Regions from separate parts of the Mus musculus genome. Here regions 2 and 3 are each linked to region 1. A link is a loop called in an ENCODE intact Hi-C map of the cell type or tissue named here. Cell type or tissue: left cerebral cortex. All regions are shown on one strand. Region 1 holds the start of Man2a1 (mannosidase 2, alpha 1). Region 2 has its middle 76 kb from the start of Fbxl17. Region 3 has its middle 29 kb from the start of Gm35098.

Region 1 (8,000 bases):
TCTCACTAGATACTGCTTGCTCTCCGATGTCATTGCAACATGACTCCCAAGATACCATAGTAAAAGGCCTTAGTGGAATAAATCACAAGTGATAGGATATAAATCAATTTTCTAGAAAAGAGAAGCTGCTTGTAGGTTATAGATTGTAAACACACACACTCTCTCTCACACACACACTCATTAACACACACATACACACACTTATATATTCACACACACACTGTCACACACTCACACACACAGTTATACATACTCACACACAGTGGTATTGCTGGGTCATAGGGCAGTTCTATTTTCCGGTATGCAGGGAATTTTCCTAGTGTTTTCCATAAACGGTACCGATTTCTATCTAAAACTGTACTAGGAATTGTTTCTCTTAATGTGGCAGTTTGTAAGCCCTCCAACAGTTTACAAGGGCCCCCTTTATGCCATCCCCTCAATAACAGTATTTTACTCCTTTCCAAAACCATCATAACAAGTATGAAGTGATATCTATCGTGATTTTAATGTGTAAGTCTCTGATAATTAATGTTGTTGAACACTCTTTTTTTTAATATTGCTGTTGGCTATTTATATGTCTTCTATGGAAAATATTTATTTAGGTCCCTTACTTATTTAAAATTGTTGTTTTTCCTTTGATTTGTATGATTTTGTTATATAGTATGTGCTAGCTGGGTGGCTGCTTTCTGTACCAGTCCACACATACCAAGGCTGTTACAGTGAGATAGGATGCCACAAATAACCTAAATTTATTTTCTCAGAGTCCTGAGGCCAGCGGTCTAAAATCAAAGTGCCAGCCGAGCTGTCGTGTCTCTCACTGCTTAAAATCACGTCATCAGCTGGCCAGTGGTGGCGCACGCCTTTAATTCCAGCACTTGGGAGGCAGAGACAGGTGGATTTCTGAGTTCGAAGGCAGCCTGGTCTGCAAAGTGAGTTCCAGGACAGCCAGGGCTACACAGAGAAACCCTGTCACAAAAAACCAAAAAAAAAAAAAAAAAAAAAAAAAAAAATCATGTCATCAGATGGCTATGGTGTGCATCATGTATGTTATAGTATAGTATGTTTCTCTCTTTTAAGGACACCAATTAGATTAGATTAGGGCTCCGAGTTTACAACTTCCTTTGAAGTTTGTCAGTGTACACTCCCTACACCAAATAAACAAGCCCTCCTCCTGCATAGTGATATGCCCTTTTGTTTGTGTATTGTGGCTGCGGCACAAGGTCTTTCCTGAGAGGGCAACCAAATCATTCCAGGTCTGTGGGCTGACTTAGGTCTGAGAGCTGACTGAAAGTCTATGCCTCTCTACTGTGGCAACTAAAGTCAGAGTTTAGCTAACTGATCTAGAACCCTGCCTGTTGGAAATAAGTGACATCCTATTTTAGCTGCCTATATGCTGTTTTCTGAGGACATCTCTCGTGGGCCCGGGTAGGTTGCTACTCTAAAGACAAATGAGTCTACTCTGTCTATTGCTTAAACACTGCTTGGACTCTGCTATTCTGGACTCCTGTCATCTCCATGAAAATCAGGGAGGTCAGCTGAACCATTATCTAGGGCCATGCCTGGCCCATGGGAGAATCCACAGAGTACCTCCACCCCCCACCCCCATCCGTCTCAAAACTTCAATAATGGTAATATCTTCTGTGTCACTGCATGGAGCACAGCTGGGGCATGGGCTTGCAAGCTACATGTGATAAATCTAGTAACAGTATTTGTTTTCCTCTAAGTTGTTAAATTTCCTTTTCCACTCCATGCCATGACGCTCTGGCATCTCCGTCTCATACACTATCCACCAGTCAAGTCACCTCGGGTTGCGGGAGCTGAATGCTTGAGAGTAGAAACACATTTAAAAGTAGATCGACTTTCATTTTCTGCACATCAGTGCATTTGCTTGCAGGTATAGCTGTGCATCATATGCATACAGTACCCCAGGAGGCCACGGGAGGGCGTCAGGTCCTCTGGCGCTGGAGTCAGTGTCCCAGGTTGTCAGATTGGTGCTGGGAACCCAAGCCTTCTGTGGGAGCAACAAGTGCTCTTAAACATTGAGGCATCCTTCCAGCCCAGAGTAGGAATACATGTTTGCTACATTGTGTTACAGTCTTTATTTCATGGCCTCATATCTTTAGAAACCATTTCGAAGCATTGTTCCCAGATTTTTTGCTGACATATATTAGACACAATTGTAATTATTTTGTTATATGAATCATTGCTTCATTTTATTCCACAAGAACACACAGTCCAATGGGATCATATTCTCAGGTAGTTGGTTGTGGTGGTTTTAGGAAAGATGTGAATTCTGTGTCAAGGAATTTGCCCAGATAAAGACAATCACTTTTGGTAGACTTTCTTGAACAGATGAGTATTTTAGGAAAAAAAAATGCATACAACCCCCAAACCTGAAAGATGACAATTTTTTTTTTTTTGAGACAGGGTTTCTCTGTGTATCCCTGGCTGTCCTGGAACTCATTTTGTAGACCAGGCTGGCCTCGAACTCAGAAATCCACCTGCCTCTGCCTCCCAAGTGCTGGGAGTAAAGGCGTGTGCCACCGCCCGGCTTATAGTGATGTTTTACTTGCATGTAAGTCTGGGTACAACATGCGGTACTAGTGTTCAAAGAGACCAGAAGGTACTAGAATCCTCTGAGACTGAGGGATGGCCTACTGAGCTGACTGTATGTGGGTACAGGACCCAGGTCCTTTCTTTAGACCAGTGGTTCTCAACCTTCCTAAAACCTCCACCCTTTAATTCAGTTCCTCATGTTGTGGTGACTCCTAGACACATTTTTTTTTTGCTGCTACTTCATAACTATAATTTTATTACTGTTATGAATCATAATGTAAAATATCCGTGTTTCCTGAGACTCTTAGGTGACTCTTGTGAAAGGGAGCCTTCAAAGGGGTGGAGACCATAGATTGTGAACCACTGTTCTAGACAAACAGCCAGTGTCCTTAACCACTAAGCCATCTCTCCAGTCCAAAACGACAAGGGTTTTAAGCAAAGGAAACCTGGTCTGCTTAGCCACAGAATGACACCCTGCTTCGCTTGGCAAGGGAGACTTAGTCTGACTGTACAAGTCTGTGCTGGGGATGGGATGGGTCACAGAGAACAGAACTGCTAGTCCTAGCCTTGGCTAACTCATTCCAAATTTTAGGATTTTATCAATCACAAGTTAACCCATCAACTTTTTAGAGGAAGGAAAAACAAAAACAAAAACAAAAACAAAAAACCTTGCCATGTCTGAGAATTCAATAGTAACAATAAGTTCAGTGGCTCTAAAACCAAAGTAGAACATTTGATCTTCAGTTATAGAATTCTCCTTGCTACAAGAGGAATCGCTTTGATCCTCATACCTTAAGGATAGCTGATAGACAGGGACTTGCCATTTTTCTTATAAGCATTCGCAAGCACTCCAATGCCTACCACCACCATTGTTATTTAGTCACTTTCGTTGATGTCACCTAGTCCCCATGTACTCGCTCCATTGGCACGTCATCAGAATCAACCACAGGTGATGGCTTAATTAACTGTGATGCTCTTCATGACCCAAATTATCATTCTATTTTCCGTTGGCAAGGAGCTTGAGGCGAAAGTCAACCGATCTGACCTTTAAATCCGTCTTTATGGGTCTCTCTTGGGACTACTTCCTGGACACGGAGGGCTTAGTAAAACTAATTCTTAACTTTAATAGGGAGTTAAATAACCAAGAATTTCCTAGCAAGAAGAAAACCAGAAAGACTATAGACAGCAACTGTGGAGAGCAGGGCTTATAGTTACCTCTTGGACTGATAAAGGGCCCCCAAAAGATGGGTTTCCCATCCAGTCAAGGGCTAAGAGACAGACCTTATGGAGACAGCAGTATGGTTAATTGAAGAGCAGGCATCACTCTGATACTGTTCCCGAACTTGCTATACATTGTTAACAGGGTGCCAGGAAAGTATCCACGACCAACACCATTACAGAACTGTTGGCCAGGGGGGAGCTCTGTACTTGAAAAAGTCAGGAATGCTAGGAGAAACTGCTTATCAGATGTACTAGAACCAGGAAGCAAGTTCCTTTATTTCCTGTAATGTCTCTTCAGCACCCTCTACTGACACAGTGTCCCAGAAGGGTGAAGAGAAACCTCCTTAAAAGGCCCAGATTCATTTTCACAGAGTAGTGGAAAAGGGCGAATTTGGAGCTTGAGACCATAATTCAATAGTGGGTACAGGCATTTCTTAGATCCCCCTCTTACTAGATTTTGTCGCCAGATGTCTACATCTGCCTACAAGAGGCTTTGTCAGCCTCCCTTTTCCCCTGGTTTCACCAGGATGTCGCCAAAAGCAAGAGGAAAAGATGAGTCCTTTTTAGGCTCCTCAGATTTCTTGTCTACCTCCCCTTCCAGCCCTGCACAGACCCTTCCAAGGCAGGCTGATCTGGGCGTTCCAGGATAGAAGACGCGACAAGAGGATGGAATCTGGGGAATGAACCACTGTCGCTCTGGACCTTAGGCTGCTGGAGCCCTGGAGGCACCTCTCTGCTGGCCTCAATTCCTGCAAAGCCGCCTCCCTTGTCACTGAAGCCTCTTGAGGTCTTCCTACTGTCAGGGCCCAGTGAGGCAGGCGCTGGGCGGGCCTGGCGGGCGGCGCGCTGTGATTGGGCGCCAGGGGGCCCGCCCCCTCATCCCGGCGCGTCGGGAGGGGGCGGGGCCAGCCGGCTGCCCAGCTCCAGGGCTGCGGGCGCCTATTGACCCAACGGCCGCTGCGCCGCCGCCGCTGCCGCCGCCGCCGTCTCCTCCGGCTCGTGGCGGGCGGTACAGGAGCGCCGAGTGGCGCTGGGGAACCGGCTCTTCCTTTCGCGGCTGCCGCCGCCATCTCCGCGTTCTCGGGGCGGGAAGGAGGGGGTGCTCCACGGCTGCAGCTGGAGCGGGCTCCTCTCCGGGGACGGTCCTCTCCTCCTCCCTCGGCTTGCCTCCTCCCGGCGCTGCCCGCCCCCTGCGCCCTCCGCGTGCAGCCCGGGCCCGCGAGGGGGAAGGTAGGGGCGGCGGGGGCCGGGAGAGGCCGGGGATCGGACGCACACGCCGAGGAAAGTCCTGGATTGCAGCGCTCCGGCGCACAGGGTGCACCCGGGTCGGGCCCCCGCAGTAGCCGCGGCAGGAAGGGGTTCTTCGGCGGGCACGCGGGGGCGGTGTGGCGGGGGTGGGCCTGGGTGTCCCGGCGCTAAGTTGTGGGGCACGGCGCCTCCAGGTCCAGTTCCTTCTTCCGCGCGCTCCTTGCTCCCAGCGCCGCACACTCGGCCCCGGAGCCGCGGAACCCGCGCGTTCTCTGGGCGCGGAGGACACGCCTGCCCTTGTCGAGAAAACTTTTCCTGCCGACTCAGTCGTGCCGGCCCGTGGCAGGAAGTCGGGCAGAGACCTCTCCTCTGACTGCTCCGACCGCCCTACCGGGTAGCGCTATCCTGCAGGAAAGCAAGTTTGTGGGGACCTTTGCCTTGCTCTCCAGGAGTCTGCCTTGCAGGGACGGCCGGCCTTGGGGAGGGCAGCGGGCCAGGGCGTAGGCCGAGGGCGCGTGGTGGCTCCGGAGACGAGGTGCGGAGCGCAGCCGGGACCCGCGCCGTAGCGCGCGAAGGGTGTGCGGCCGGGAGCAGGGAGCCCTCGGCGATCGCCGGCTGGAGTCCTCAGTCTTCTGCCTCCTTCGGGTGAGGACCGCGTCCTGGCCCCGAGTCCATCGAGGAAAATGAAGTTAAGTCGCCAGTTCACCGTGTTTGGCAGCGCGATCTTCTGCGTCGTAATCTTCTCACTCTACCTGATGCTGGACAGGGGTCACTTGGACTACCCTCGGGGCCCGCGCCAGGAGGGCTCCTTTCCGCAGGTAAGCACCTGGTGGCGGGCGCAAGCTGGAGGGCTGGTCCCGGGGCTCGCACTTCTCGGCACCGGGGCAGGGTGAGGCCGCACCCGACGACCGGCAGAGCCTCATCCGGCTTGCTGAGGTTTCGGACCGCTGAGTTTGCAAAGTGCTGGGCGTCATGCGGTGGCAGCCTTGGCACCGGGCAAAAGAGGACATATTCCCACATTTGCACCCGGGCCTGTGGAAGTGGGCTCGGCCACCTGCTGGTGGGGAACCGGTGTGAGTGTCGCCCCTAAGCTAGCTCAGGGTTAAAGCTGCCAGAGGCCGCCCAGATCCCTGAACGCACCGAGGCGCGGAAATTGATTAAACACAGCCCACCTAGGCAGATTTCTGTTTCTGACCCCTTTCCCTTTCACTGTCTCTTAAGAGATAAAAAAGTTTATTTCCTGTTGCAGCCCTTTGAGATATGGATAGTAGGGTTGATTTTAGTGTCGTCATGCTTCAGCTGTTACCTCGGGTTGGTTTGGAGCAGAGTGGGGAAGCGCCTGTTATTCTCTCACTGGAAGCTGTGCGGCGCTCAGTTCTCTGCGGGGTGGTCCAGCTGGCAGAGGAGTTGAACAAACGACCCACCCGAAGTCTTTCAGGAAAAGTTACTAGCAAATAACAAGAAATGGATGCAATAGGTTCTGTGTGGGAGGTGACCACGTAGCAATTGAGAGTGGCCTTTACGGCTTTTCTCTGTTGACACACATACATTTTAGTAGAAGCAGATGTGTGGAGAAATCCGAAGAATCCAAGTGTTGACAAGCTAACAACTAGTTGACCAGAGCAATCTACAACCTACCCGAATAAGGCTGATGTTTTGCCTTTTTTTTTCTTTTAATATGACAGTTTAAATGACTGGAAATAGCCCTTGCCATTTCTTCTGATATGCCAGGGTCAATGGCTTGGTGGGAATTTAATGAAATCGGAACGAGGACTTGCGGATTCTGTCATTAGTACACAGCACTAGAAGTATTTTTTTCTTTTAGAAGTGTGGAAATAAAAAGCTGGCCACAGACAGATGTTTCCAAATGTTTACAGCTTCTGCTTCCCCTATAGAGCACAGAGAGAAAATATATAACACATGCTCTCTGCTGCCTTTAAATTTTGAACTTGGGAGTTTGCACCGGCCTTGTGCAAAGGCTGGAGTAAACTGGCAGCCAGGGCCCGGGAGATCTGAGCTTTGTCCCACATGCTCTCTAATTTTGGAGTTAAATGTACCTTTCTCCCCCCAACCCCATTTTCAGAGTTTTCTCTTTGCACGAAATATATAAATGGAACTCCTCTTGCCCAGTGACGTCTTAATAGTGTCCTCTAGCTTTGGCTGGGTGATCGCTTGAACATGATTTATGCGAACATCTGCATGGGGTTCTCTGGCAACCTTGACATTTCCCTCTGTTTCTAAAGCAGCGAGTGACTCATTCTGTTACTGAGACATCTCAGGCAGTTGGTTCTCCCATTTTCGTATGAACCCCCAGCTCACTGAGAAGTTGAGGGTTTGCCTAGAGTGTACAGCATTTGGCAGAGCGGTGGTGGTGACCTTAGGAAGTGGTGCGTTGTCTGTTCCGAGAGAGAGAGAGAGAGAGAGAGAGAGAGAGAGAGAGAGAGAGAGAGAGGTGGGGGGGGCTTGGGAGTGGCATCCTCTGTGCTTTATCTGGACTTCATTGTAGAGAGAAGGTTTAGAATAGGTGGGCCACTGAATCTCCCAGTAGCTAAACTCCATAAGCCCTCTTCGTAAGTCTCACGTGTTTGACCATTAACTTCATGTGATGAACCTATCTCCCCAGCTACTGCTCAGTTGGTGGGAAACTGAGGCTTGGGAGCTTCCTGAGCCCAAGGTCGCTTAGGCAAAGTCTGGGACTTGAACAGGCAGCTCTCAGAGTATAGTCTCAGAGTCACAAAGCTGTCTTGCTAGAACTGGGCTCCAGCCTGCCTGTTGTCGGAATTGTGTAGAACAGAAATAGACTTGCTGGTGGTGACTTAGCTTATGATCCACCCCCCACCCCCCCACCCCCGGAAAAGTAAGCTCTAGTATGAAGACAGAATGAATGTGGTCCTTTTCAGGGCTTCAGATTTACGCTTTCCCAGAGAGTCTTCTAATTTACTTTTACAGCCAAACATTATTACGATGCAAACCAT
Region 2 (8,000 bases), 1.0 Mb before region 1:
GAGATGTCAGTTTCATGGGATGACCAGCAAGAAGAGTAGTCATAGTAGAGTGGAGTCAGCTGGAGCCTCCTCCATGTGCATTGAGCAGCACCCCTCTACAGCCCCTGTATCAGCTCCTGCCTTCAGGTTTCTGTCCTGCTTGAGTTTCTGTCTTGACTTCATTCTGTGATGAACAGCAACTTGTTCTGCATGGTTCAGAGAGCAGAGCCAGAGAAGTGACCCAAGCCATTTGTAGAATGGTGAGTAAATCCCAGACATTAGATGTTGCGATATCCATAATGTCGGAGTAAGGTTTTTGTTTTATTTAGATTGTGACTGTGCTCTGCTTATCCCCCTTGGAAGTAAGAAAGCATTTAATTAATTTTATTTTACATGATCCCACAGTTGAGAGACTTTGAATTTTAAAAGACTTTGCCGTTTTTTAAGTATTTGTATTTTTAAGGACTGTAAGTTTTAAAATTTTTGGGATGTTTATATTAATGTGTGATCTTGAAGAAGTAAAGGAAAGAAGGGTTGTGGCTTAATGATGATGTACACGTGTGTCAAGTTGACCAAAGGGTCAATTATGCTGGATGGTTCTGTGTCAGCTTGGCACAGGCTGCAGTTATCTAAAAGGAGGGAGCCTCAGTTAAGAAAATGCCTGCATAGGATCTGGGTGTAGGGCATTTCTTAATTAGTGATTGATGGGATAGGGTTCAGCCCATGGTGGCTGGTGCCAGCCTTGGGCTAGTGGTCCTGGGTTCTATAAGAAAGCAGGCTGAATAAGCCATGAGGAGCAAGCCAGTGATCAGCACCCCTCCATGGCCCCTGTGTCAGCTCCTGCCTTCAGGTTCCTGTCCTGCTTGAGTCCCTATCCTGTCTTCCTTCTGTGATAAACAGTGGTGTGGACCTGAAAGAAGCCAAATAAACACTTTCCTTCCCAAGTTGCTTTGATTGTGGTGCCTGATCACAACAATAGTAACCCTGACTAAGACATCAAGAAGATCTAAATCTCTATTTGAAGGCCATAACGTGTTTTCTCATTAACCTAAAATGTCTAACCTGTCGACTTAAAGGAAGTTAAGGAATACTCAGGATCCAGTACACATGCGTCCACTTTCTCCAATAATAGCAAGCTGCATAGTTTGTATAATTTTCATCCACCTACATGTAAAACTCTATGTGACTTCGTCCCATGTGTGGATTTGTATAAACTACTTTATTTCTTTGGCTGAGTTTGTTTTACATCTGCCTTGTCCCTGTCACCTAGAAACATCAGTCTGCTCTACATCTCTATGACTGTGTCATTTTTAAGAACGGTATGTGAATGTGGTTGTACAGTATTTAGCCATTTGAGGCTGGCTTTCAACTAAGTGTGATTACCTTGTGATCCACCTTGGCTGAGCGTTGTAGAAGTTTATTCTTTTTTATTGCTTACTGGTAGTACATTGGTGTATGGTTCATCTGTTGAAGGACATTAGATTGCCTTTTGTGTTTGGTGATGAAAGTAAAATTGCTGTGAATATTCTATCTAGGTTTTTGTATAAGTATCTTTGGGACAAATGCCCTAAAGTGTGACAGGTGGGTTATAAGGCAGATACATGTTTGGTGTTTGAAGAAACTGCCAAGTTATTTCTTGAAGTTGTTGTATCCTTTTGCACTCTTCCCAGGAATACATGCATGGTGTGTCGTCTCCTTGTGCTGGGACCACTGAGGGCTGCCATTATTCTTTCCCACAGCTGTTCTAGCAATCTTGTGGTGAGCACACTAGGGCTTTACTTTGCGTTTCTGTAACGGCCAACAGTGCTAACAGTCTCTCACTCTGCTTGCTTGCTGGTCTTACCTCGTTCTTGGTAAGCAACTCTTCATTTCATTATACATTTTTAATTGTATATTTACTTTTTCTCCTTCCTTCTCCTTATCTCTTCCTACTCCTTAACTTTTGAGATTTGTATTCAGAATAAAAGTGCTTGTCCCCGTGTGAGGTTCATGTATTCTTCTCCGTCCTATAATCATAACACAATCTTTCACAGAGTAAATGTTTCAGGTGGGTCCTAGTTCATGTTCTTTTGCTGTGATAAAACACTGATCAAAACATCTTGGGGAGGGGAAGGGTTTATTGGGCTTATAGTTACAGTCCACCACCAAGGAACGTCAACAGGGACTCGGCAGGCACCTGGAGGCAGAGACTTACAGACGCTGTGGAGGATGGAGGACCACAGCTAACTGGCCTGTTCTCCATGGCTTGCTCATCTTATGTTCTTATTCAAGACCAGCTACTCCAGGATGGTACTGACTGTAGTCTGCTGGGCACCTCCCACACCCATCGACAACCAAGGAAGAAGTCTACAAGCCAATCTGATTCCTGGGTGGCTTTAATTTCTGTCAAGTTGAAGCAGTCTAACTAGCACATATATTAAGGGAATTAGTCTATGATTATCATATTTCTAGGAAATATCTTTCCTGGCTATGGTACCTTTGTTTCATAGTTTTTCTTTCTATTGTAGCCAATTTGATCATTATTTTAATTCGATGTCCATTTTATATTATACTTTCTCTAAACTGTACAAAATATATTTTTTTCCCAATTTGGCATCTGTAATTTGCTCTTCGATTTTGTTCAGCTGCCTCAAAAAACATAGCTCTTTACAAAAGATTTTTAATCATTGACATTTCAGCGATCCTGTCTTTATGTCACTGCTAATTTGAGATGTTAAAGTTGACCTCTAAAGAGTACACCCAAGTCTTGTGTCTGTCAATACAAAAGCTGACAATGTTGTCTCCCAGAGTAGCGTGCACTCTATATCCGTCCTTCTGCCATTCAAAACCCCATGATAGAACTGGATGTGTATCCCAGTGGTGTGAGGCACGCTGAATTCAATCCTAACTGCGCAGCATCAAACAGCAAATTCTACACAAAAGGGAAGTAAGAAGATGGCATGAAAGATTAAAAAGTATACATAGCTATAGGCAAATAAAAGAGTAAAATTTTATAGAATATTACATATAACTATGAAAATATATTTGAAATGATGAAAGAATTGATTTACTTAGAAAAATATAATTAATCAAAATTGAACAAAGAAATTGAATTGGTCAGTTTTCATGGAGGAAATGGAGATTTGCCATCGCAAAGGGGACTGAGACATGGCACAGCAGTAGTGGAAAAGTGACATCCACTTTACACTGGTAATGAATGGGCAGATCACAAAATAATAAGGTTTGTAAAACCAACTGCCCGGGGTTCCGTTTAATACAGCAGGCCTGCCAAAGCAAAAAGATGAAAGTGGTCGGATGCCTTCTCATTTCTTTTAAGTTAATGACTGTATAATTTTTCTCCAGAGAAAAGATGTTGTATATAGAAATGAACAGATGTGGGTCTGGGGCCCTGGTTCCACTTTGTTTAATTACTGAATTTTATCTGTTTATTCTAGAAGCCTCCAGATGGCAGCATTTTCCTGTGGAAGAGATGCTGGGTGCTTGTGGCTCAGCTCTGCTTTGCTTTCTAACAGCACCCAGGAGTCAGGCTGTCAACAGGAGGAGACAGGAGGAAAGGTGGGAGACATGTTCCAGAATATTCTGAGCTGTTATACTCTAATGTACCATCCACAAAGAACCTTTGTGAGTTGACAGCTTGCATAGGCAGTTCCCCAACAACCATAATAGAAAGAGGGTTTAATTATTTTATATATATAAAGCAATATATATACCCTGTTTTTATATAACAAAATTTATTGATATATGCATATATATATGTATATATCTTATTTTACTTATTCACTTTACATACTGCCCGTTGCCCTTCTTCTGGTCACCTCCTCCCACAATCTTTTACCCCACCCTCCTGAAACAGGTATTTTATTTTGAGTTAAGTTTGTAACACTCTGGTTAGAAAGCTGATTTGTGTGTGTGTGTGTGTGTGTTTTGTTCTTCACATACCACTTGCACAGAAATGATTTTTATTTTTCATATTTTAAACCTTGGGCAGTGAAGAGTCAAGATTGCAATCACGCAGACGCTAACACTCAACCCTTATTAACTGCAATCGTCATGGTGTGGCGACCCCCAACCATAACATTATTTCGTTGCTACTTCCTAACTGTGATTTTGTTGACGTGATGAATCATAATGTAAATATCCAATGTTCGACCCTTGTGAGGAGCCGGGACCCACAGGTTGAGAACCACTGCTGCGGAGCCAGTCCTCGGCGCTCTGCTTATCATGGCATTCTCTGGTCCCAACATCCCGCTTCTCCTCACACCTGGAGTAAACCAGAGGCCTTCGATGCCTCTGAACCATCTGCCCTTCCCGCCCCTCTCAGCATCTTCTGTCACTTTGTTGTAACGCTGCTCTTTCTTCCTTGAATGCAATTATGTCTTTTCTGTGTCAGGATCTTCGCTTCCCAGCACCTCTAGGGTTGTGTGGCTCGCTTACCCATTCAAGTCTTTCAGCTATCATTTTTCAGAGAGTTCTTCCCTGATCACTACCCCCTTCTCTTCATTGTGTCTTTATTCCCCCCATATTAAAATAAAGAAAATATCTGATGCGTTCTCGTGTGTCTTAACCAAACACAATATAAATTCCATGAAAAGATGGGGCTTTTTTTTTCTGTCTTCCTTAATCTATAAAAATGCCCAACATATGCCACATACTAGGTGCTCAATAATGAGTTTGTTGATTGAATGAAAGAACAGAGCAAACTTCAGTCAATTTATATGTCCATTTCATCCGTTTTGATATAGCATGTAGCAAATAGAACACAGAAGCTCAAACTCTGTTGAGAGATAGTAGTAATTGTCAGTACTGGCATCATTTTCTACGTTTTTTTTAATTTTTATTTTGTTCTTTTCATTTCTTACTTTTCTTTTTTTCTTTCCTTTTCCCTTTTTCTTTTCCTTTCTTCCTTCCTTTTTTATTTATTATTTCCTAAGCATATATTTGATTTTAAAAACCACCCCCCCAAGGGTTAAGAGCACAGTCTGCTCTTCCAGAGGTCCTGAGTTCAATTCCCAGCAACCACATGGTGGCTCACAACCATCTGTAATGGATCAGATGCCCTCTTCTGGTGTGTCTGAAGACAGCTATAGTGTACTCACATACATAAAATAAATCTTCAAAAACAAAACAAAAACACCCCCAAGAAATTCCACAAGTCCCTCCCACAGATAGAGCCATGGCAAAGGCTGCTGAGAAGAGAGGAATTGTTCTTGACTAAGAATGAGGTCCCTGATAGATTATCTAGTCCTGTTATTCCTAAACATATAAATATACACTAGACTCGGAGGTGTGTGTGTGTGTGTGTGTGTGTGATAATAATTAAAACAAGAGGCTATGAGGTGTGAGGAAAACCCCCCAACCATAAAAAAAACTTAATAAAAAGTTCTCCCTAAATTTACCAGTGATCATATAAATTATAGCAGCCTGATATCTCTAGCACTTACATAATTAAAAGTGGGATCAGCATCAAATTATCCCATAAGAGATCATTGAAATTAATTCTTAAATGAAGGTAATTTTATTGAGAACTTCTGTAAGTCACTGAAAGAGCTTGTCACGGATGTCAGAAGAGTATCTGCATTAGTAATCCCGGATGATACTTCGTCCTGCAAACAGCTCTCAGGCATAGAAGCTGCAGGCTGGAGAGTGCAAGGTGAGAGTAAATGAAGACTTGAGATCCACTCACTCAGGCTGCATCTCAGCTGCAGTTCAGTTCCTGGTACTGCTACCAGCCGGTCCTCGCCTTGTGAGTGGACTGCATCCTGCATGCACATGTGCAAAGAAAAAGTCCGAGAAATTCTACTAAGTTAAAAGAAATTCATTAAATACTCTTTCCATTTGCATGGATATAGTTATAACCACAGTGCATGAATTCACTAATTAAAGTTTTAATAAAATATTCTATTATAAAGGATATTCGAATAATTTCTTAATTTTTTTCCTTGGTACTAAGAAAAACAATTCCAAGCTGAATTATATTACATATTTTCTTGGAAGAATAATAAAGGACTTAATTTTTCATAGAATCTTACTGAGTACTCCTCTCAGTTTTCTAAATGCCCAATACCTTAACTTTTATTGAAAAAATGATTATGATTATTTTGTTCATACTTATAAAATAATAACTTTAATCTGTTATTCTATAATGTCCTAAGCACTATGCTGAGCGTATTCAAATTACTTGACAAATATTCCTGGGCTAGGCTTGGAAGCTGGATGTCTTCATCATAGGGCTTCAGTGGCTCTAACTTCTCACTTACTTGGTGAAATCTTCAGAACTGTCTGAACTTGGTGGCCTACTCCTTCCCTTTCCTTAGGCTTCAGAGGTCTTGTAGCCTAGGCTGGCCTCAAACTTGAGTGCTTGATTACAGACATACCACCTTGCCCAGTTTTATGTGGTGCTGGGAATGGAAGTCAGGGCTCTGTGTATGGCAGGCAAATACTGTACCAATTAAGTAACATACCTAGCTCCGAATGGCTAAAACTTTTAATGAAGGAAAGCCCATGTATCATGACAAATCAGGTCAAGTTAGCATAAATTGTGCAGGAGAGTAATGAAGCTCCTTCATGTTTTATCGCCATAAAACCAGTGACATGTTAAGGAATTGCTGCCTATAACAGTAGTATTGCTTCGGTTTATTTCCACAGGTACAAATCTGATGCATGTGTGTCTTGTACCTTTTCAATGAGATCCTCACTAATTGTCTTTAGTGATGTCTTAGTTACTTTTCCACTTGTGTGATAAGATACCATGACCAAAGCAACTTATAGAAGAAAGCCTATATGAGGAGTTCAGAGTTTCAGAGTATGAGTCCATGATCACTATGTCGGGATCATGGCAACAGGGAGGCAACAGGTATGCTAGAGTTTACTCCAACAAGGTCACACCTCCTAATCTTTCCCAAACAGTTCTATCAACTGGGAACCAAGTATTCAAACATATGTTCCTATGGAGACCACTCTTATTCAAATACCGCAGACTATTTCTTGCCTTGACTTAACACAGGGTAATTCATCATAGGGAAGCTTTTTGATGCAGAAACTAAAACCTTCTCAGTTATATGACAAGATCACAGTACATTTTTCTAGCATAACAAGGTGGATATAATGGACATCTGTAGTTCATTTCTGCTTAGCATCCGTTCCCCTATAATGATATCAAGTACACCTCTTCAGGGAACCATCCTCCACCACTGGTTCATTTATATCTATGTTTAGGGTATGTGGCAGGAGCAAGAGGTTGAATTATGTTCTGATGTTGATGGTTGGTACACAACAGTTGGGAGTCATGCATGTCTTTCTCTTAGTTAGGGTATCTATCACTGTTTAAAACACCATGACCAAAAGCAACTTGGTGCTAGATAAAAGGTTTATTTCATGTTATACTTCTACATTACAGGCTACAATAGAAGGAAGTCAGTCTAGAAACACAAGTCAGGAACCTGATGACAAGAACAGAAGCAGACGCCCTAGGGGAGCACCGTCTTGCTTCCCATGGCTTTCTCAGTGTGCTTTCTTATATAACTCAAGGTTATCTGCCTAGGGGTGGCTCCGCCCACAGTGAGCTGAGCCCTTCTGCATCAACCATTAATTAATAAAATAATCAGAAGGCTTGCCAACAGGTCAATTTTGTGATGGCATTTTCTCAAGATTCCCTTTTCTCATGTACATCTAGGTTTGTGTCAAATTGACAAAAACTACCATGATCTATGATTCTAGCTACAGTTCAAAGCTGGCTAGTGAATTACAGCTATGAACATCAGTATAAAACTTTCTGCTAGAACTTCTGGGAAAAGAATGCTCCCAAGAGTTAGGTCTACCAGAAATGAATCCACACACCTATGGTCAGTTGATCTTTGACAAGGGAGCTAAAACCATCCAGTGGGAAAAGGAAGAATTTTCAACAAATAATGCTGTCACAACTGGCGGTTATCATGTAGAAGAATGCAAATTGATACATTCTTATCTCCTTGTACAAAGCTCAACTCTAAGTGGATCAAAGACCTCCACATAAGACCAGAGAC
Region 3 (8,000 bases), 100 kb before region 1:
CTGGTTTCTCATGAGACTCTGGTTTGCAGCAACCAGTGCAAAACAATCGCAGCATCTTTCTGTGTGTGCTCTATGAAGCTGCGTGAAACAAAGATGATCTCCCCAGGAGCATCCTCTGACAGGTTCGGATGTCAAGACTGTATGCGATTCATGCTTGCAGAAGAGAAGTGTGCATTGCTTGAACAGAGAGTCTTCTGGCCAATCCCATAATTGGGCTCAAGAGGCAATGAGGACACCTGGTCCTAATCTGCTGCTGTCTCCACTCAGCCCAGAGAAGTTGCAAATTCCTCCCTGCCTCCTATGTGCATTTTCACGGGTCATCAAAAAAGGACATCTTCCTCATCCTGCTCCACCTTCTAGCTTTCGTTCTAACAAAGTTCTGCCCTTTTCTCTGGCCCATCCTTGTGCCTTTTCCCCCCATCCACCAAACATGTATTTAGAGCCTTTCAGTCCTCCTCCAAATCCTCAAATAACCCTCTCTCCATCTTCAACTTCTATCTCCCCAGAAACGTGGTCATGGCTCTTACAAATCCATGTGCCCTCAGCCTTCTCGGGTGGCTACTTTCCTTCACAATTTTCAGTGAAGTTCAGGGTTAGAAAGGCCCCAACCCACTGCCTTCTGCCTGTGGTCTCTTGTAAAGAAAAGTGTCTTGACTCCAGATTATCCCGACAATTAGACGCAGTCCTCGTTTATGGTCCAATCAGGAAATCGATGGCTTTGGCGATTAGCCCAGCATCCCCTCTTAACCTCGACATTTCTATATGCCTGCCATTATTCTGAAGACTCTGCTGGCCTGGCTGGCCTCTCAGCTCTATGGTCTACTGGCTCACACATCCCTCTGACTGACTCCCTCGGTTTTATTTCCACATTGTGTGCCTTCTCGTGACCTGAGGTTTTGCTGGAGGCCCAGAACCTTTGCAAATCTATGATTGCACAACCCTATGCTGCAATTACAATGTCTTTATAAAATGTTCAATTATTTTATCTGTAAGTAATCACCCACCTTGTCAGAACAGCCCATCCCTGGACTCCACTACTTCTTATTTTCACCAGTGTCTCCCCGAATTTATATATCCCTCCCAGGCAAGCTGGGGGTTAGCAGCCCACAGCTTCAATTATCCTCTTGCCAAATCCTAACATTCTTTTGCTATAATCGCCAGACCAAAAATAAATAAATAAATAAAAATATCAACCTCAGAACAAGTTCATGCCTATATTTTCTCCCTGTTCTCGAGTTGCCACAATTGCAGGCAATCATATGATAACAACGTAAAAACAGCTATCGGGATAAATTCCTGACATCCATAACCGAGGGTAGAGGAAGCGAGACTGCACTAACAGACACAGAGTTAGAGATGTGGTAGGCAAAGGAACATCAAATGCAAAGGCTTGACAGAGTGCAAGCATGTGGCTTGCCTATGCTGTACTTCCAGAATAGGCTGTCAGGGACTCTCTGTTGGTCTCAACCACACTGGAGCTTTGGCTATGAAAGGATCCATTTCAGCTGAAGAGCCACAGCCACGGCAGCAGAGCTATTCCTGTTTATCTTCCACTAGTCAAAGAAATTCAGGAAACCTTTTATGAATCCAAGGACTGGAGAGAAATGTCATCTCATTACTTAGCAGAAGTGAGGATCAAGTACAGTCGGTGACTGCTGTCACCCCTCAGCCTCAGTTATTCCTGGGATTCCTAGTATGTGACTGCATTCAGGGCTTCCTCTCCTATGCCCTCTCCCTTTATCTCCTCTCCTGTCTCCTCTCCCTTCCCCTCATCTCCTCTCCTCTCCCCTCCCTTCTTGTCCACTCTCCTCTCCTCTCCCCTCATCTCCTCTCTTCCCCTCCTCTCCTGTCTCCTGTCTCCTCCCCCTCCTTTCTCTTTCCTCTCTCCTATGTATCTCCTCTCTCCCCTCTCTCTCCTCCTCTCTCTCTCCTGTCTTCTGTCTCTTGATACTCTCCTTTCTGTCTCCTCTCTCTCCTCTCCTCTCCTCTCCTCTCCTCTCCTCTCCTCTCCTCTCCTCTCCTCTCCTCTCCTCTCCTCTCCTCTCCTCTCTCCGCTCCCTCCTTTCCTCTCTCCTGTTTCCTTTCTTTCCCCTCTCTCCTCTCTCCTCCTTTATCCTCTTTCCTCTGTCCTCCTCTCCTTCACTACCCTCTCCAGTTATTTTTCACAACTCATGTTTGCCAAAGTCGGGAAGAGATTAAACTGTCCTTAGGACAGTGGCTGTGGGAATAGATCACCCAGTTGCTTCATCTGTACCGCCAAGACAGGAGAATTTGCCAACATGTGATGCTAAGGGGGCATAGAAAATAACAGAGAGTATATTTGAAAGGCATCATATCCATAAGTATGAACACATGGGACTATAAGTCGATTCTGTTATCTATTATTTCATTTACCTAACACATAAAACCCAGCAGAATGGAAATGTTCACATCATAATAGTTTAGAATTTAAGTCTTGGGGACAAACAGATTCTTTTTGTATACTTATTTACATAGTCCCAATGCCTACAATCAAACACATAGCAACTATTCTATAAACATTTGCCAATTATGGTAAGCTTTGTAGCTTATATGGAACAATTTGTAAGATCGCATTACGGTTGTATGGAATATGAAATATTTTTATCTAACTTCATATGTAAGGCACAATTGCCTGATTCTATGCACAGCTAAATATTTCTTCATTGCTCGTTATAAAATAAAGAATGTGTGTTGGGAAGTGTAGGGTGCTGGCAATCTCAAAGAAATAAGATCCCAAGTCCTACAAAATGACATTCCGGAACTACAGTTTTATTCACTGAGCTTTTCCTATTCTAAATGCTGTTCTAACTTAGAGCAGGTTTGTATATGCATAATAAAGTGTTATCATTATTATGGACTTAAAATGTATCATCCAACATATGGCAAATTTTAAAAAAATATTTTCATTAAATAGAGAGAGAGAAAGAGAAAGACTAAGCAGATGTTGTCTGGCATGTTAATCTAACAGAAAATACTAACAAGTTCTCCCTTTAAAAATAATTGGAGCATGACTCAGTATGTAGTCAACAAACTACGAGCCTTTCATTTTTATGTAACGTAGTTCATATCTTCATTTTATCAGAAAGCAGTAGTGTACACCAGTAGACCCATGGCCACCTGCCTGCGTGATTACACAATCACTGTGGGTTTGATCTTGGAAGCTAACTACTTTATTGATATTATTCCTTGAAAACATATACAACTCTGAGAATTCTTCAAACTTGTGAAGTTAGGAGGGATATATATATATATATATATATATATATATATATATATATATATCTTTCTGCAGAATATTCTTTGTATATTAGGGTTCCACTCAGAGTATCCATTTAATGCTATGTATCAAGTGACGGTCACAAATCAGCAGGTTTCTGGCAAGTTGCATAGAGAAGTGACAGTCATGTCACTGTATTTACAGAGGCAGACAGAGCCTTTGTGCCTCACAGCGACTCAGGGCAGCAGATAGCAAATAAACAGGGTTTACTGTGCTACAAAGACTCTTGAAGGCTCAGGGCTCTCTGTTGACCTCCATAGCTGAAATCAGTGAGATGCCTCGTTACGCCTCCTGAGGGCAGCATTTAATACCTCTCTGGACCCAGCCTCTTCATCAAAACCATGTCTCCTACTCCCTAACCTTAGCCTTAGGTGGAGTCTTGCTTCTGATCGCACAGCAAAGTGCAACTAATCTGTTAACGTGCACTTGATGTGTTCTCTTTCAACAACTCAAAACGTATTTGAGTCTCCGCTACCGGCAAAGGATAGACCAGGCTCTAGAGTAAAGAGAGCAAAGAAGCCGCTCTCTTTCTCCATTGCTAGCTGTAGCATCCGATAACATTCAATTTTAGATTTGTAAAAGCTTAACCAAAAGTAAGAAATAATTAACGAGAAGGCACTGCGAGGCTGCATGTTCAGCACTCCCAGACACACTAAGATCCATTGCTTGCATCGCAGACCAGAGTTGCAGGCTGTTGTCTGGCTGGTAACTTCCTGCAATTTCCAATTGGCACAGCGTGTTAGCAAATGGGAGACCAAATTCAGACTCATAGAGTTCACATAAAAATATAACGTCTCAGTTTCTGTGGTCACATCTGACTCTGTCAGCCCCTCATTCCTGGCACCCATTCAAGGTGCTGCGCGGTGGTACCTGTTCAAAGTTTGTCATGCTTCTCATCTGTCTGTCTTTATTCTTGCTACTCAAGGTGAGTCTTGGTGATTATTTGCCAACATGCTTGGAAAGCAACAGAGAGATGGGTTTTGCCATGGCTATAAGGACATAAAAACCATGTGCTGTGTTAACCGTCTGCTATTAGGCTATGACACCATTTGCTTCTCCTCTGTAAGCATCTGGGCTTAGGGATGCTTGTTTAGGAGGTAATAGGTATAAAGAACAAGATGGAAAGGAAAAATAAGGAAGAAGACATTGAAGAGAGATAAAAGTTATGTTATTAGATGGAGTGGTAGCTACTGGGAGAACCATCATGGGCTAAAAGCTGTGGTGGTTTGTGGGTAGAGGGTAAAAGTCAGAGAGAGAGAGAAGGGGGGGGAACCATCAGGAAACAAGGCATGAAGGTGAATTTGTGATGAAATCTTAAGTTCTAGAATGTAAAACATAATTCTGTATATGGAAATAATAATAATAAAAATAATAATAATTGTATAATATTATAGTTAATTATACATTATTAATCATCACTAAGTAAATTACTATTTCATGAAATCATTAAACAATAATTTATAAGTATATATTATTATAATTATAAATACATTTCAATATAAATTATATAATATATAACATCATGTTACATTATATTTTATGAATATTTATATTATATAAAATATATAATATAAAATATAATATATAAATGTAAATATATAATATATTCATATTAATTTAAATATAATATGAATATATAATTGTTATATATTATTTATCTATAAATTGATTATATATAATTAAAATAAGAATAATATCTCTGTCACATTGTTGTTGCTTGCTTTTTGTTTTCCCTTCAAAAGGGTATTATAGGTTGGTCTCCCAGTTCCTAGACTTGAGAGGTCCTCCCTCAAAGCTGAGACCACAGACAGACAACTCTGAGTGCTCCCTAACCTTTTGAGGGTTCCATCCTGTGGAAATCACTGGCTACTTTAATTTACTCTCTCACAGGTAAGGCTGGCACTCAGCACCACTCAGTACTGGGGTAGAACATCGACAGAGTCATCTTTAGGTCATGTCTAAGGATTTCCTTTCTCAGCTAGTTTACTGCAGGGCTGTAGGACAGGGCCAGGGAGGGGCACTAAGACAGAAGGTATAGGGCCATGGAGACCCCAATGCTCATGGATTTTGAATGTGTTTCTGAGGCCCATTTAGACTTGGCCTTGTCTCTACTCCTCCAATGTGATTATACAGTACTGTGCCTGTGGCCACATCTGTGACAGGAGATGGCCCCCAGGTCCAGATGGTAGCTCAGTACATGTGGCTGCTTGACAGTCCAAGTCTAGTCACTCAACCTCTCCAGGAGTCCAACTCTATTCCACGGGTTTCTTCAAAGAATTATCACAGAAGCATGGTTTTATTCTTAACCAACACAGATCGGCACATAATTCTCTGCTCCATCTTTCCCAGGGGCTTAATTCAGCATTTACAACAACAGTAAGTAGTCCTTATAAATTGTATAGCCCCCCCCAAAAAAAAATCATTTGCCAGATCGAGAGTGTTAAAGGTGACAGCCCAGAATAAATTGATTTGCAGTCATTGAGATGTATCTGGGAGCTTCGGCGGTACAATCAATTAGCACTTGGTACTTACAAGACAGCCCAGGCAGAGATGTATCTGTAACTGATGTCCTGACCTGATTAAGTTTATAAAAATCTATTGTTCTTTTTCAAAACTCATCTTTCTTCTGCACGTGACAAACTGGGGAAATTTCTGCAAATGGGATAGGAATTACCATCCTTGGCATGTCTCAGTTTTAGGTGATCATAGGAATCTCTAAATATCTCCCTCAAGACTGTAGAATATTTGTGACTTTTGTCAAAAAAAAAAAAAGGCTGTTCCTATTATGATATGGCTCTACTCAAGGATTTGACATAGGGTTCTGCAAGTTGGGAAAACCACCACAAGGCACTAGGTCCTCTGGAAGACACCCTTGCCAATGTTCCCCCTATTCCTGACAACTCATTTCCCAGTACAGCTAGTAGACCCTAAAATGTGGGGTTCTCCAAGGGTTAAGCATTTTAGAACCAGTGTTCAGAGACCCTACAATGATGAGGTATTTTTCTGCCACACGGAACTGTTTTGATAAACAAATATGTTTCCTTGGAGGAAAAGCTAGGACAAGATTTTGAAGTCCAGTCTTGTTGCCATCTCCTGTGTCCTTCCTTGTGACATCACAGCCTCCTTGGTTTTGAAGGGCCCTGTGAAGACAAATTAGATCTGCAACTCTGCTAAGGCTTCTTAATAAAGGAGACAGCTGTGCGTTAGACTTGAAAAAAAATGGTGAATCAATTATTATTATAAAACATTTACAACTTTATAGTAAAGGAGATCTGTGATTGAAGAAATGTCCCTGACAGCAATCAGTGTAGACAAAACCTTCAGATCACAAACTCGGGCTTCTTATCCAGTACAGTAACCTTGGCTGCCTTATCTCTGGTGGCAAGTGCTGTCACCAGGCCTCTGGATGTCCTTGCAGCATGCCCAAATAGTGTCATACTGTACAACCATCACTAATCCACAGAAGAATGTCACTGGTACTTTCAAAGACACTAATACATCTCTCAGGGCCTCTTGCCTCTCTTGGGGGACATAATGGGGATAGGGCAGATGATCAAATGGCTTCTGACTGATACATCCCAATATTTTTGGCTTTTGATTTTTTTTTTTTTTTTTTGGTTTTGTTTAGAAATCAATTGCATTTAATGAAGGCTACTCTTGGGTCCTGGTTTTAGTTATCCCGTCAAGTAAGCCATCTAGAGAGTCATCTCAGACATTCTGATGGAGTGTTGAGTCTGGTCTACAGTTGGCCATTGCCCATCTTATGCTTCTTGTTGTTGAATCTAAAATCATCACATTGCATCCTCACAAGTGCTTTCCAAGGTTCTAACAATAGAATAAATCTTTCAGTTCTTCAGTGCATGTATTATATGCCTGCCTAGATCAAATCCTACACCCCAGGGTCTATTGGTCTCTAACTTTAGCTATTGGGCCACAGAACCACCAGAAACGGTAGTGAGACGTGACTATGACTATGCCAGGGTCTTAAGCAAGAGGAGGGTAATTTTAAAAAAGGAAAAAAGAAGGATTGGTGGGACTTGAAAGTTTATGATTCTCCAAATGATTGGAATCTGCCTAAATGTCCTCACTTTCAAATTTTGCTCTTTCCTAATCAATGCCCTAACTTTTACATAAGAGACCTGGCATGTCTGTGAATTCCATTTGGGTTATAATTATCCAACCTACAGGATGGAAAAATTATACATTAGCCATATGGCTACGAGAGGTATTTTTAGGGCAATCCTGGAAGTTTCCCCATCACTGAAACTTGAGCTGAGGATTGGAAATCGTAACCTTTTCTTTAGAGGCAGAGAGCCTACTCTGTTGTCCTTTCCTTCTTACTGATTTCCTCTCTAAATCCTATGGTCATAGTTAACAGTCTTGTCAAGGCTTTTCTATAATGAACCCTTCACTCCAGGAAGCTACAGGTAATTATCTGGATCCCGTGCCCCAGAATACAGGCATCCCATTTTTCACCGGTCTTAATTGCTGCTCAGTCTAACCAAATCAGCTAACTGAATCTCAGAGTTGTATCTTGGGGTTGCTATAGCTTTTAATCACCTCTGGAACCAGACTCTGATAAAGTCAAGAGTTCTGCCTAGAAAGGGCTTGCCTTTCTAGGTTGAACCAGGAAAGGCTGATTAAATACAAAGGGAATTAAACTTGGAAAATCTCTGGGCCGCCTAGAATCAAGGGAGAAACA

What was found. Hi-C counts contacts between places; a loop is a spot of excess contacts. Peaks named below come from ENCODE experiments on the same cell type or tissue, not always from the same donor. Only the 100,000 strongest peaks of a DNase experiment are listed, where the experiment ranks them.
Region 2: a loop joins it to region 1, with 2.7 times the contacts of the local background. A loop is called at or near these places in 5 of 42 quality-filtered maps.
Region 3: it touches region 1 in a loop (4-fold over the local background); 5 of 42 quality-filtered maps call a loop at or near these places.

The regions. Positions count from the first base shown.
Region 1 is chr17:64,596,028-64,604,027 of GRCm38, forward strand. It overlaps Man2a1 (mannosidase 2, alpha 1), which reads left to right and starts at 5,622. Exons shown (of 22, transcript NM_008549.2): 1 at 5,622-5,843. The coding sequence starts at 5,709. In left cerebral cortex, CTCF peaks have their summits at 1,926 (motif pointing right), 4,078 (motif pointing left) and 6,379; DNase peaks (open chromatin) are centred at 4,131, 4,597, 5,459, 6,059 and 3 more places; H3K4me3 peaks cover 3,807 bases; H3K27ac peaks cover 3,227 bases.
Region 2 is chr17:63,572,342-63,580,341 of GRCm38, forward strand. No RefSeq gene overlaps it. Among named protein-coding and RNA genes, the nearest start is that of Fbxl17, 76 kb to the left of the region's middle. In left cerebral cortex, a CTCF peak has its summit at 3,417 (motif pointing right); a DNase peak (open chromatin) is centred at 3,465.
Region 3 is chr17:64,495,889-64,503,888 of GRCm38, forward strand. No RefSeq gene overlaps it. Among named protein-coding and RNA genes, the nearest start is that of Gm35098, 29 kb to the right of the region's middle. In left cerebral cortex, a CTCF peak has its summit at 3,587 (motif pointing right); DNase peaks (open chromatin) are centred at 3,596 and 7,522; H3K27ac peaks cover 373 bases.